Linked DNA regions of Homo sapiens: region 2 is linked to region 1. A link is a loop called in an ENCODE intact Hi-C map of the cell type or tissue named here. Cell type or tissue: ascending aorta. All regions are shown on one strand. Each heading gives the region's core, and the rest is flanking DNA. Links, peaks and the distances in the headings are about the cores only.

Region 1 (5,379 bases), core at 264-5,263:
CATCAGTGGAATGGAGATAAGACTACATCTGGTGCACAGGAAGCATTTACTGCGTGTTCATTTTCCTCTAAGATTCCAGAAGAATATTCCCCTAGGAGCAGCTTAGAAAGCAACATGATGATAACCAGGGTACTTATGCTACTATCAGTAATAAGTTAACACAATGAAAGAAAGTCTGTATTGTAATAATACACTAAGATCAGACTTATATGATATTGAAAAAGCAAGCATAGGCCGGGCGTGGTGGCTCACGCCTGTAATCCCAGCACTTTGGGAGGCCGAGGGTGGGCAGATCACAAGGTCAGGAGATCAAGACCATCCTGGCTAACACAGTGAAACCCTGTCTCTACTAAAAATACAAAAAATTAGCTGGGCGTGGTGGCGGGCGCCTGTAGTCCCAGCTACTTGGGAGGCTGAGGCAGGAGAATGGTGTGAACCTGGGAGGCGGAGCTTGCAGTGAGCCGAGATCGAGCCACTGCACTCCAGCTGGGCGACAGAGCAAGACTCCGTCTCAAAAAAAAAAAAAAAACCAAAGCAAGCATAATATGAATTAAGCAAACATGTCATCTGTGGTAGTCACATTTGTAGACACCTGTCAGGTTTCCTGGGAGTCTTCTGAAAAACACCTATCATAGAAATAAAATTAAAATAGCATTACCAGTAACAGTGTTGAAAGGACAAAATAATAATTACAGAAATCATTCCTGTATTATTAATAACACAGGAATTAGTAACAACCCATACAAGTGCTCCTACTATCCAAACCTCTAGAACAAACGTCAGGATACTGCATGTGTTGTTAGGTGCTAAACCCATTACTTAATAAAAGTACAAGGGAGGGTAAAGGATGGGCATTTCCAAGATTGTTACGCCCAAGAACACCTTATTAAGATATTTCTTTCATTAAGAATTGAGGAGAGGCCGGGCGTGGTGGCTCACGCCTGTAATCTCAGCTCTCAGGGAGGCAAGAGGTGGGAGGATAGCTTGAGCCCAGGAGTTCAAGACCTGCCTGGGCAATATAGCGAGACCCCGTTCTCCAGAAAAAGGAAAAAAAAAAAAAAAAGATTGAGGTAATTGGGATGACGTCTAGGCCTAAGTGCAGGAAAACTTTTCTTTTGAGATGGTGCTTATGAATAGTAGGAGACTGGTGAAGAGACCTGATAATAACTTTTCAAACATAGTTTCATCGGAGTCAGTAAGTACTTGTTGGCTGGGTATGGTGGCTCACGCCTGTAATCCCAGCACTTTTGGAGGCGAAGGTGGGTGGATCACAAGGTCAGGAGTTCAAGACCGTCCTCACCACTATGGTGAAAACCCCATCTCTACTAAAAATACAAAAATTAGCCTGGCGTGGTGGTGTGCGCCTGTAGTCCCAGCTACTCAGGAGGCTGAGGCAGGGGAATCGCTTGAACCCGGGAGGCAGACGTTGCAGTGAGCTGAGATTGCGCCACTGTACTCCAGACTGGTCAACAGAGTGAGACTCCATCGCAAAAAAAAAAAAAAAATACTTGTTGAATGTATACATTGCAAGTTAGAATTTATGTAATAGTACTTACAGTTGCTGTTTATTGAATGCCTTATTAGCAGCAGGAGGCAGCATATAGCATAATAGCCATGAGCTTGGATGCTGCAGGCTGACAGACCTGGGTTCAAATCCCAGTTCTACCATTTATTACTTATGTGACACAGAGAAAGTTATCTAACTGATACTATGCTTTTTCATCTGTGAAATGAGGCTAATAAGAGGGCAGCTGTAAAGATCCACTGAGATAATACAAAAAAATGGCCACTTTGGTGCTTGACATATGGTAATATCAATATCACATCCTGAGAACTACAATCATGATAATACACAGGTATATATCATCATCTTCAAATTAGAGATAAGGAAAATGAGGTTTTAAAAGTTTGAATAACCTGTCTTAAGTCACGGACTAGACAGGGCCAAGACTTAAGCTGTGGGTTATCTGACTCCAAAGCCTGTCTAGAGTGGCCTATTTCCAAAACAACCGAATGCAGTATTATTTCATGTATTTTCTATGTATTTTCATTAAATAAGAATAAAAGTTTGGCTTGGCAAAATCTACTAAATCAAGTGGTCCTAGGAAAATCAATAATAACTAAAAGCTAGACACTAAGTATGAGTTCCTGCTAAAAGTCAAGTGGGAAAATAAAATAGAACAAAAGAACCAACCAAACAAAAAAACAACGAAGCAATAGGTTATGACATTAAGTTCCGGAGTCAATATGCTCTGGAACTTAAACACACACACACACACACACACACACACACACACACACACACACACACACTCCTCCCCTCTCATGTCCCCAGTCCAACCTTCCTCTCTGATACGCCATTATAAAGATGTATCAAGACACCTCCTGCATGGCTAGACTGTTTGCCTGCTCTTTGTGCCACGCTGAGGAGCTAGCATGTTATTGCCAGCTGCTTGGAAAAAGACAGGGTGCCTGCTGAATTTCTCTTTCTTTCCCCTCCCCTCCTCCACAACACAAACACACAGCAGCTGAAGGCTTGGCGAAACAGAATTCATTCCTGCAGGAGGAGGCAGAATTTTTTTAGACACGTGCAATGAACTTTTAGGAGCAAAATAACAAGACATGGTTCGGTTTATATGGGAATCCTTTCCACACCTGTGGGATTGTGTATATACACACACAGCATTAGCAAAAAGCTTGTTACACACTGCACTCAAGATGTTACCAGCAAACTGAAAGACCTCTTGATGTGAACAATGAGCTGCTGCCAGTCCTGCCTGTTATAGGAACATTAGTTTCTGCTAGGATTATTGAATCCAGATTAGTTTGGTAAACTTGGACATGGTGGGAAGGGAAAAGTAAAGAACAGATGGGGCAGAAGGATGAGAGAAATTTAGGACGCACAGTTTTCTCCTACCTTGAGTTATTTACTAATGTTGAAAATTAAGTCTACTAAAAATTGAAGGGGTTTCGAAAGAGACCGGAACCAGTGAAGAATTAAGATGTATTTAAAATCTCTCCTTTCTCCCATGATTGTTAAAGGAAACTTCGGCAATTCTGTGTTGGCCATCAATATGTCCTTAATTTTTCTGCTTTTGGGGCTCTTTTTCACTGTGGATGAGGCAGAGAAGAGAGTGGGAGGGAAGGAAGCAGGGAGTGGGTTGGGAGCAGAAGTTTAACAAAGGATCACTTTAACAGAAACTACTGAGTAATCGCTCTGTCCTGCGCCAAGAATAACATCAGCTCAATGTCTGCAATTAGAATCAGGTCAGTCAGGCCTCACAGCCGGTGCAGCCCTCCTCACAGACCCCAGCATGGAGAGCTACTCATGCTGATGTCACCAGTAGTCACTGTTACCCAAGAAAGTCCCCGACTCAGCTGAAAGAAAAGTTTTCTTTTGCCTTCTCCTTCAGGGGCAGGAAGACAGCAGGAGAAGAAAGACAGAATTAGAAGACATGCATTGGGCTGTATCAATATATAACAGATTTGTTTGATCATTCCTAACTCTTGAGATTCAGTACTTCCCACAACCATCCTGAAATTTTTTTTTTGCTTTTTTTTTTTTTTTGGAGACAGTCTCAATCTGTCACTCAGGCTGCAGTGGAGGGGCATGATCTTGGCTCACTGCAACCTCCGCCTCCCGGGTTCAAGTGATTCTCCTACCTCAGCCTCCTGAGTAGCTGGGATTATAGGCATGCGCCACCACGCCCGGCTAATTTTTGTATTTTTAGTAGAGACGGGGTTTCACCATATTGGTCAGGCTGGTCTCGAACTCCTGACCTTGTGATCCACCTGCCTTGGCCTCCCAAAGTGCTGGGATTACAGGCATAAGCCACCACGCCCGGCCCTGAAATTCATTTTTAAATGAGTTAATGTGTATAGAGAACCCTGAATAGTGCTTGGAACACAGCAAGTGCTTAAGTGGTGGCTATTATTATTAAAACAAAAAGGGAGGATTCTGCCTATTCATTAGGTTATTCCAAACCTAATGAATCAGAAATGGGATGGAGGAACAATTGTTTTAACAAGCCCTTCAAATGGTTCTGTTACTCTAGTCTATGGGTCTGCACACTAGGACCTATAGGCCAAATCCAGCCCATTGCCTGTTTTTGTACATAAAGTTTTGTTGAAAGACCGCCACACTCATTCATTTACATATTGTTTATGGCTGTTTTCACTCTACCATGGCAGAGCTGAGTAGTTGCAACAGAGATGCTATGGCCTGCAAAGCCTAAAATATTTACTATCTGGCTATTTACAGAAAAAGTTTGCTGACCTCTGCTCTGACTTAAAACAATGTTTTTCAAACTGCTGTTTTTACCATCAGTGTGTAAAAGCTCATTGTTTCAATTTTGTCTTATTTTGTTTATTATGCTCTCTATCATATGGACTGGATCACGCCAAGTTTCTTGTATCTCTGTTCCTGAAAACTTCCGCCACTGGCTCTGGGTGACTTTCCTCTCTCACTCCCATGTCACAGGATCAGTCTTTTGCAGGAGTGGATTAAGTATATGACAATTGCTACATTTATGAGTGCAATGCTATACTGAGATGAAGATCAAAGCTCATTCCCCATGAATACTGAGAGATGTCCATTTCCAAACTCATATCCTGAATCAGAGTTTAAGCAGAAATTAACACCTTCAATAAGTTGGATATCTAAGTGTTCTGACTGGAGGCCGAAAAGAATGGAGAACTTCCTATGTACACAATGAGAGAAAGGCTGCATGAACTTTCCCCAGACATTATTAGGAGATTACTATGTGAAAGATGCTGTTCATAAACATAATATGATATAAGATAAATATAAGGCCTCCTTTAACATCGCATTCCATAAACAGGCCTCTTTTATGGATGAATGCTAGGTAAATCAGATTTCAATTCTATCTACTGCTTTCAAACAGGCAGTTAACCACACTGTGAGTTATACCAATGGCTCCCTACACTTTAGAGAAATGAATCCAAGTGCAAGGAGTTCATTGGAAAAGTACCATTGCTATCTAAAGGGTAACCCCAGGACAGAAATACAGAATACTGAGAATGTAAACCATGCTTCAATCAACAATTTAGTGATAATTATAATGGTCAGATCTAGCACAGCTAAGCTACAAAGGTATAAAATCTACTAGGGCTTTGCTTCCACTGTGGAATGATTCTAAGTACCCTCTAAAATAAAGTGCTCTAAGTTTCTACATATTCTTCCTGTTAGAATATTTAATATCTTATTTGTTATCTTATTAGTTATAAACTCTTGAAGCTAATGGAATTTAGTTACTTTAGCTCTCTCCTACAGTCCCAGAAACTTCACCCTTACTCATTTTTACCTAAATCAGCTGTGGTTTAGAAGAACGGGTTCGGGGTGTTGGGGAGAAGAAATAA
Region 2 (5,379 bases), core at 93-5,092, 64 kb after region 1:
GATCCTCCCACCTCAGCCTCCAGAGTAGCTGGGACTACAGGCACGTGCCACCGCACCTGGCTAATTTTTGTCTTTTTTGTGGAGTTGGGGTTTTGCCATGTTCCCCAGGCTGGCCTAGAACTCCCGAGCTCAAGCGATCCACCCACCTCGGCCTCCCAAAGTGCTGGGATTATAGGAGTGCGCCACTGCACCCAGCCATCAATCGTTTTTAAAGAAAATATAAAAACCTACAAAATGTAAAAAAGAAATTCTTTTCAATTTAGCAAGCATGTGATGACTGCCAAGTGAAAGGCCTTGCGCTAGGTGATGAGTTAGAAAGAACTGCATCATGTAGTTTAGTGCAAAACAGGAAAGAAAAGATGCAAAATAATTATAATAGATCTGTTATAAAAAGTAATGAAGGAATGAAGGAGCACACAGAATAGAAAGATGACTTCTGGCTAAGGCAGCAGAGGGTTCTTCATTTACTTATTTATTCAAAAAATACGTACTGAGTGCATACTATTAATATCTAGCAGGCTGGGAAAAAACTGGTGAAAAAAATGGACATGATCCAATTCTCAATGAATTACCTTGTAGTCCAGTCGAATCAGCACATTTTTTGAGTACTACCAATGAGTCAGGTGCTGAGGCAGCAAAGGACACTGCCCTCAAGGAGTTCACTGTCTGTTAAAAGAGAGAGCTATCTTGACATACCTAGTGTGATGAGTGAAAGAGTATGCATATGAGTGAAGTGGCATCTACACTGAGCCTGGACAGATGCCCAGATTAGACATGGCAACTGGGGAACATTTTCCATGAGAAGATAGCATAAGGCATGGAGACTAACAGAAATTCTAGTTGAGCTGCACAAAAACATGTGTGATAGTAGGGAGACAGGCTGGAAAAGTAGCCTGGAGCCAGATTCTAAATAAAGGCTTTGAATCACATTTAACAGCCTGGGCTTCCCATTATAGACAACAGAAGGCCCTCGAGATTCTTAAGCAGAAGAGTACCATGATGAGACTTGTGATTTAGGAAAGGATCCATTATGGCCGGGCACAGTGGCTCACACCTGAATTCCCAGCACTTTGAAAGGCTGAAGCGGACAGATCACTTGAGGTCAGGAGTTTGAAACCACTCTGGCCAAGATGGTGAAACCCCATCTCTACTAAAAATACAAAAATTAGCCCGGCATGGCGGCAGGCATCTGTAATCCCAGCTACTTGGGAGGCTGAGGCAGGAGAATCACTTGAACCTGGGAGGCAGAGATTGTAGTGAGCTGAGATCGCGCACCACTGCACTCCAGTCTGAGCAACAGAGTGAGACTGCATCTCAAAAAAAAAAAAAAAAGAATCTTTCAGAGCAAAGCAAAGACTAGGGTGAACAGGAAGAGACTGGCCAAGAAACCAGTGAAAAGGTAATTGCAGCTCTCCATCCAAGAGATAATAAAGGCCTTAAGCAGGACAGTAGATGGAAAAGTGAAAAACAGGATAGGTATCAGAGACACTGTAGAATCTTGACAACTGCCTGGACATAGAATGAGGAAGTGAAGAGAGGCACTGATAAACCAATGGCTCCATTCCTAAATTCCCTGGGATTCTAGAATTCCAAGAATTGCAATGTCACTAATATAGAGAAGAACAAAAAGAGGCAAATAAGTTTTAAATATGTTTAAGACTTTTCTGAGTATTTTCAAAATATGTTCAAAATACATCAAGTATTTTGAATGTTCTGCAATATAGTTAGGTAGAAATGTCTCACAGGTGGAAATGTGGACCTGACTCTCAGCAAAGGCTCAAACTAAAGATATATACTTGGGAGAAATCCATAGAGAAGTACCAGGATGAAATCACAGGAAAAGGAACTTTATCCCAGGGGAAAGTATGGAGAGGAAAAAGAAGTTCTGAGGATTACAGCCTAGAATTCAGAGATATGCTGGAGGATCCCAAAAGACCAGGGAGAAGCAGATGCCCAGGGGCCACTCCACCTTCTTCAACCAGAGCCACTCTGCTATGATCAACTTTATACACATAAGATCTATATGCCAGTGGCTCTGAAAAACATGTTGAAAATGGAATCTAGTTTTCAGGGAGAGCAGGAGGAAGCAATGATTTCTCAGAGGAATTACTGAAGGGTTAGAAAAGCTAAGGGAAATTTTCACCTAAGAAGCCGTTGATAATAGTGCCACATGCTAAAGGAAGAAGATTAAAAATAGTGACTGAAGTTGGCAATTCTGAGGTCATGAGTGGCCTTTGAGAGAGAGATGGACAAATGTAAGAGATGAAGTCAGACTGCAAGAGCAAGTGTGTAGGGGTGGAGGGGCAGAAGGGAGACTAGAGCCAACAAGGGTGTGTTATTTTAAAAGAAGTTTGGCAGTACAAGTAAGATGAGTTTAAAGGGGTGGCAGAGTAAAACAAAGGCTATTTTAAAACAAGAGACCATGCAGTAGGCCAGGAACTAAAGAAAATGAGAGCTTCAAGCCTCAAGACCTAGAAAAGCTAGGAAATTAGATCAGATCAACTGGAGCCAGGTCCTGGAACAGAGAGGCACAAGTAGCCAAGAGAAGAATTGGTCTTGATACCAAAACTACCCCATTTTACAGATGAGGAAATCAAGGCACAGGGAGGTTAAACAACTTGTCCAAGGTCTTGCTGACTCAAGAGCTTATGCCTTTTTCTATTTACCCTTTCCTGCTTCTAGAAATGGGAAAGAATAATGTATATGGTAAAAAGAACAACAACTTTTTCTACTAAGAAAGAATATGAAACTAAAGGAACTAGGGTTAACAAACGGCCACAAAATCTGAGCACAAATGTACCTAAGTTCAAATGTGTCCAGATAAACTAAGGAGGCAGAAAGAGTTTCCAGTGCCAATTGCTGAAGCTTGTGATAAACTGGGCGCCATCTGCCTCAATCCTAGAGAACATCTGTAACCATTTCAAAGATTTAGCTCCGTCTCTCTTCATTTGGAATTTCTGAAATTGAGATTCACTCAGGGTCCACTGTGGACCCTTACGGTGTTAGCTGCGGAAGCAGAAGAAATGATAAAGAATTCCTTTGTATAGAGAGAGTGAGAGAGTTTAACTGCTGTGAATCAAGCTTTATGTACCTCCGCATCTATCTTTCTCTAGGACCAGGCAGGGAAGTCTCAGGGTAAGGAGCAAGAAAAATGAAAGAAATAGAATGGATTTTTTTTTTCCCACTCTCCATCTAAATGAAAAATGTGAAGAGCAAAAAGTATCTCCTCCCCTCTCTGTATCTGTCAGCACATTTCCAGGAGGCCTGGCCACATCCCGGGCACTGGCTGGTTGGGGAGCAGAGACTGACACAGCACATTCGTTCACACTGGAGCCCCCGCCTGGGTGGTCTGCTGTTATCCCTTTGATTAAACTCCCAGGCTGGAAGAGCTGGAGTTGCTCCTAATGATAGCTGGGTCCTGCAGTCTCAGGCTTGCCTGCACGGAGAGGGCCAGCGCTCCCTCTGATTCCCTGCCTCCCACTTCTCACCACAAAGCTGGGCTAATTCACCACATTCTTCTGTTCACTAATGGCAATAACCACAAAGGGCTACATCTCTTCAGAGCACTACACTCCCTTCCAGCATGGAGTCAGGCAGAGATAGTGAGACTTCACACGGAAGCTCAGTACCCTATTGGCCACCACGACACTTCTCCTGCCCCCAGCCCAGGTGCAAGATGTTTCTAGAAAACCCTGCTTTCAGGGACATACACATAGATTTCCAAAAAATCTCATCTCCAAAAGACAACCAGCCTCTCTTGGGCCAAGGGAAAGAATTAAATTTGACCTGCTCTCTGCTCAGATTTCTAAGTTATTTGTTGAATGGTGGTAGTTGAGAACATTTATCTCTTTATATTTCAAGTATACACGTGCTTGCACAGATTTTTTGAAGTGGCCGCTGCTCACATGGCAGGGAAAGTTTGATATTTTTATGTGTTTTAGGCTATAAACAAAGTTAAATCACAGCAGGAGTAGTAGTAACTACACAGGATATGAGCTTCTGTTTTTGCCACACAGATTTCTTAAGAATCTAACCTCTAATGTAAATTCTGAGTCCCTCTATGTTTTATCATCAAATTTTTGGCTTGTCAGAATACTTTGCTTCTTTACCTTTAGCTAGTTCACTGTTCCTCATTATCTTCACCAGCGAGCATGGAGGAAAAAGGAGTGGCACTGCCTCATCCTCCAAATCCATCCTCTTCAAGCTACCTGAGTGGTCCAGCTAAAAGGCAAAGCAATTGTGTCTCAGAGAATCTCCATCATCTAAGAGACAAAGGACAAGTTCCTTCACACGGCATGAAAGCTCTCCCTGAACCAGCCCTTGCCTTCTCGCCCAACTTCATTCCTAGCTAGTCCCTGCTGACTCTCCATCCTGTGACATCCTTAGCCTGTCACTCGTTTCGCTACATATGCACAAGTGAGTTTTTATTCTGTAAACTGTTTCTCCCCTTCTTCTGCCATCTACCTGCCTATCTTTAAGATTCAGTTTAGATATAATCTCTTCCAAGAAGGCTAGTTCAGCTTTTTCCCCATTCCCACCCACAAGCTGGGTTCGGGGCCTCTTTTAGTGGTTGTTATTCCCTCAGACTATCTCTGTCATGCATATTCCATGTTACTATTACCATCTGTTTATGTAGCTGCCACCATTACAAGAGAGTGAGTTATTTCATGCTGAGGACTATGTGTTATATCATCCCCATGGCTTAGTACCAAAGCCTGGAAGACTCTTAAGAGCCTAGCAAAATGTTTTTTAAATACATACATATACACATGCACACACAAACACAATGAAATAAAAAGTTTTGCAGGAAATGCCACTAAAAGTTTTAATAGGCTAAGCAGTTGAAATTGTAGGCCAAATATAATGATTTTTCAGAAATACCCAACAACTTCAATATTCTATACTCATCTTCCAAAATAGCACAAGTAATTTAAATTCAACTTTGCTTGCTTAGTAGAATATCTCTTAACTCCTTGCCCAGAAAGCCAATTAAAGATAGATCAGAATTTATGTAATATAATGAGAGCAATGTTCAGAGAAAAATTCATAGCTTTTATATAGTGAAAAAAATACCAAGAGTGAATGAAAATAAATGAAGCATTTAACTCAAGGTGGGGAGAAATATTGAAATAGTGGAACAAAGTTAAGGAAAGCAGAAAGAAGGAATTAGTAAAGATAAGGCAAGAAAATAATGAATTAGAAAACAATAGAATGAATAAACATATCCAGAATAAATCTTATTTTTAAAAGGGGAGAAAATATTAATTAAACCTATTAGAAAAGGGAAAACAAAAAAAAGAAAGCACAAACAGAAAATAAGAATCGAGAATATGAAAACAGGTAAGAGGAAACAAAAAACATTTAAAGTGATTACTGGAC

Evidence for each region. A loop is a pair of places that touch in the nucleus more often than their neighbours do. Peaks named below come from ENCODE experiments on the same cell type or tissue, not always from the same donor. Only the 100,000 strongest peaks of a DNase experiment are listed, where the experiment ranks them.
Region 2: it touches region 1 in a loop (1.9-fold over the local background); 9 of 110 quality-filtered maps call a loop at or near these places.

The regions. Positions count from the first base shown.
Region 1 is chr14:75,865,948-75,871,326 of GRCh38, reverse strand. The region is part of intron 29 of TTLL5 (tubulin tyrosine ligase like 5); the gene reads right to left. Among named protein-coding and RNA genes, the nearest start is that of TGFB3, 110 kb to the left of the region's middle. In ascending aorta, for the core only: no CTCF peak of the experiment used is centred there; DNase peaks (open chromatin) are centred at 2,416 and 3,256; H3K4me3 peaks cover 1,121 bases; H3K27ac peaks cover 878 bases.
Region 2 is chr14:75,801,984-75,807,362 of GRCh38, reverse strand. The region is part of intron 27 of TTLL5 (tubulin tyrosine ligase like 5); the gene reads right to left. Among named protein-coding and RNA genes, the nearest start is that of TTLL5, 140 kb to the right of the region's middle. In ascending aorta, for the core only: no CTCF peak of the experiment used is centred there; a DNase peak (open chromatin) is centred at 2,300; H3K27ac peaks cover 2,946 bases.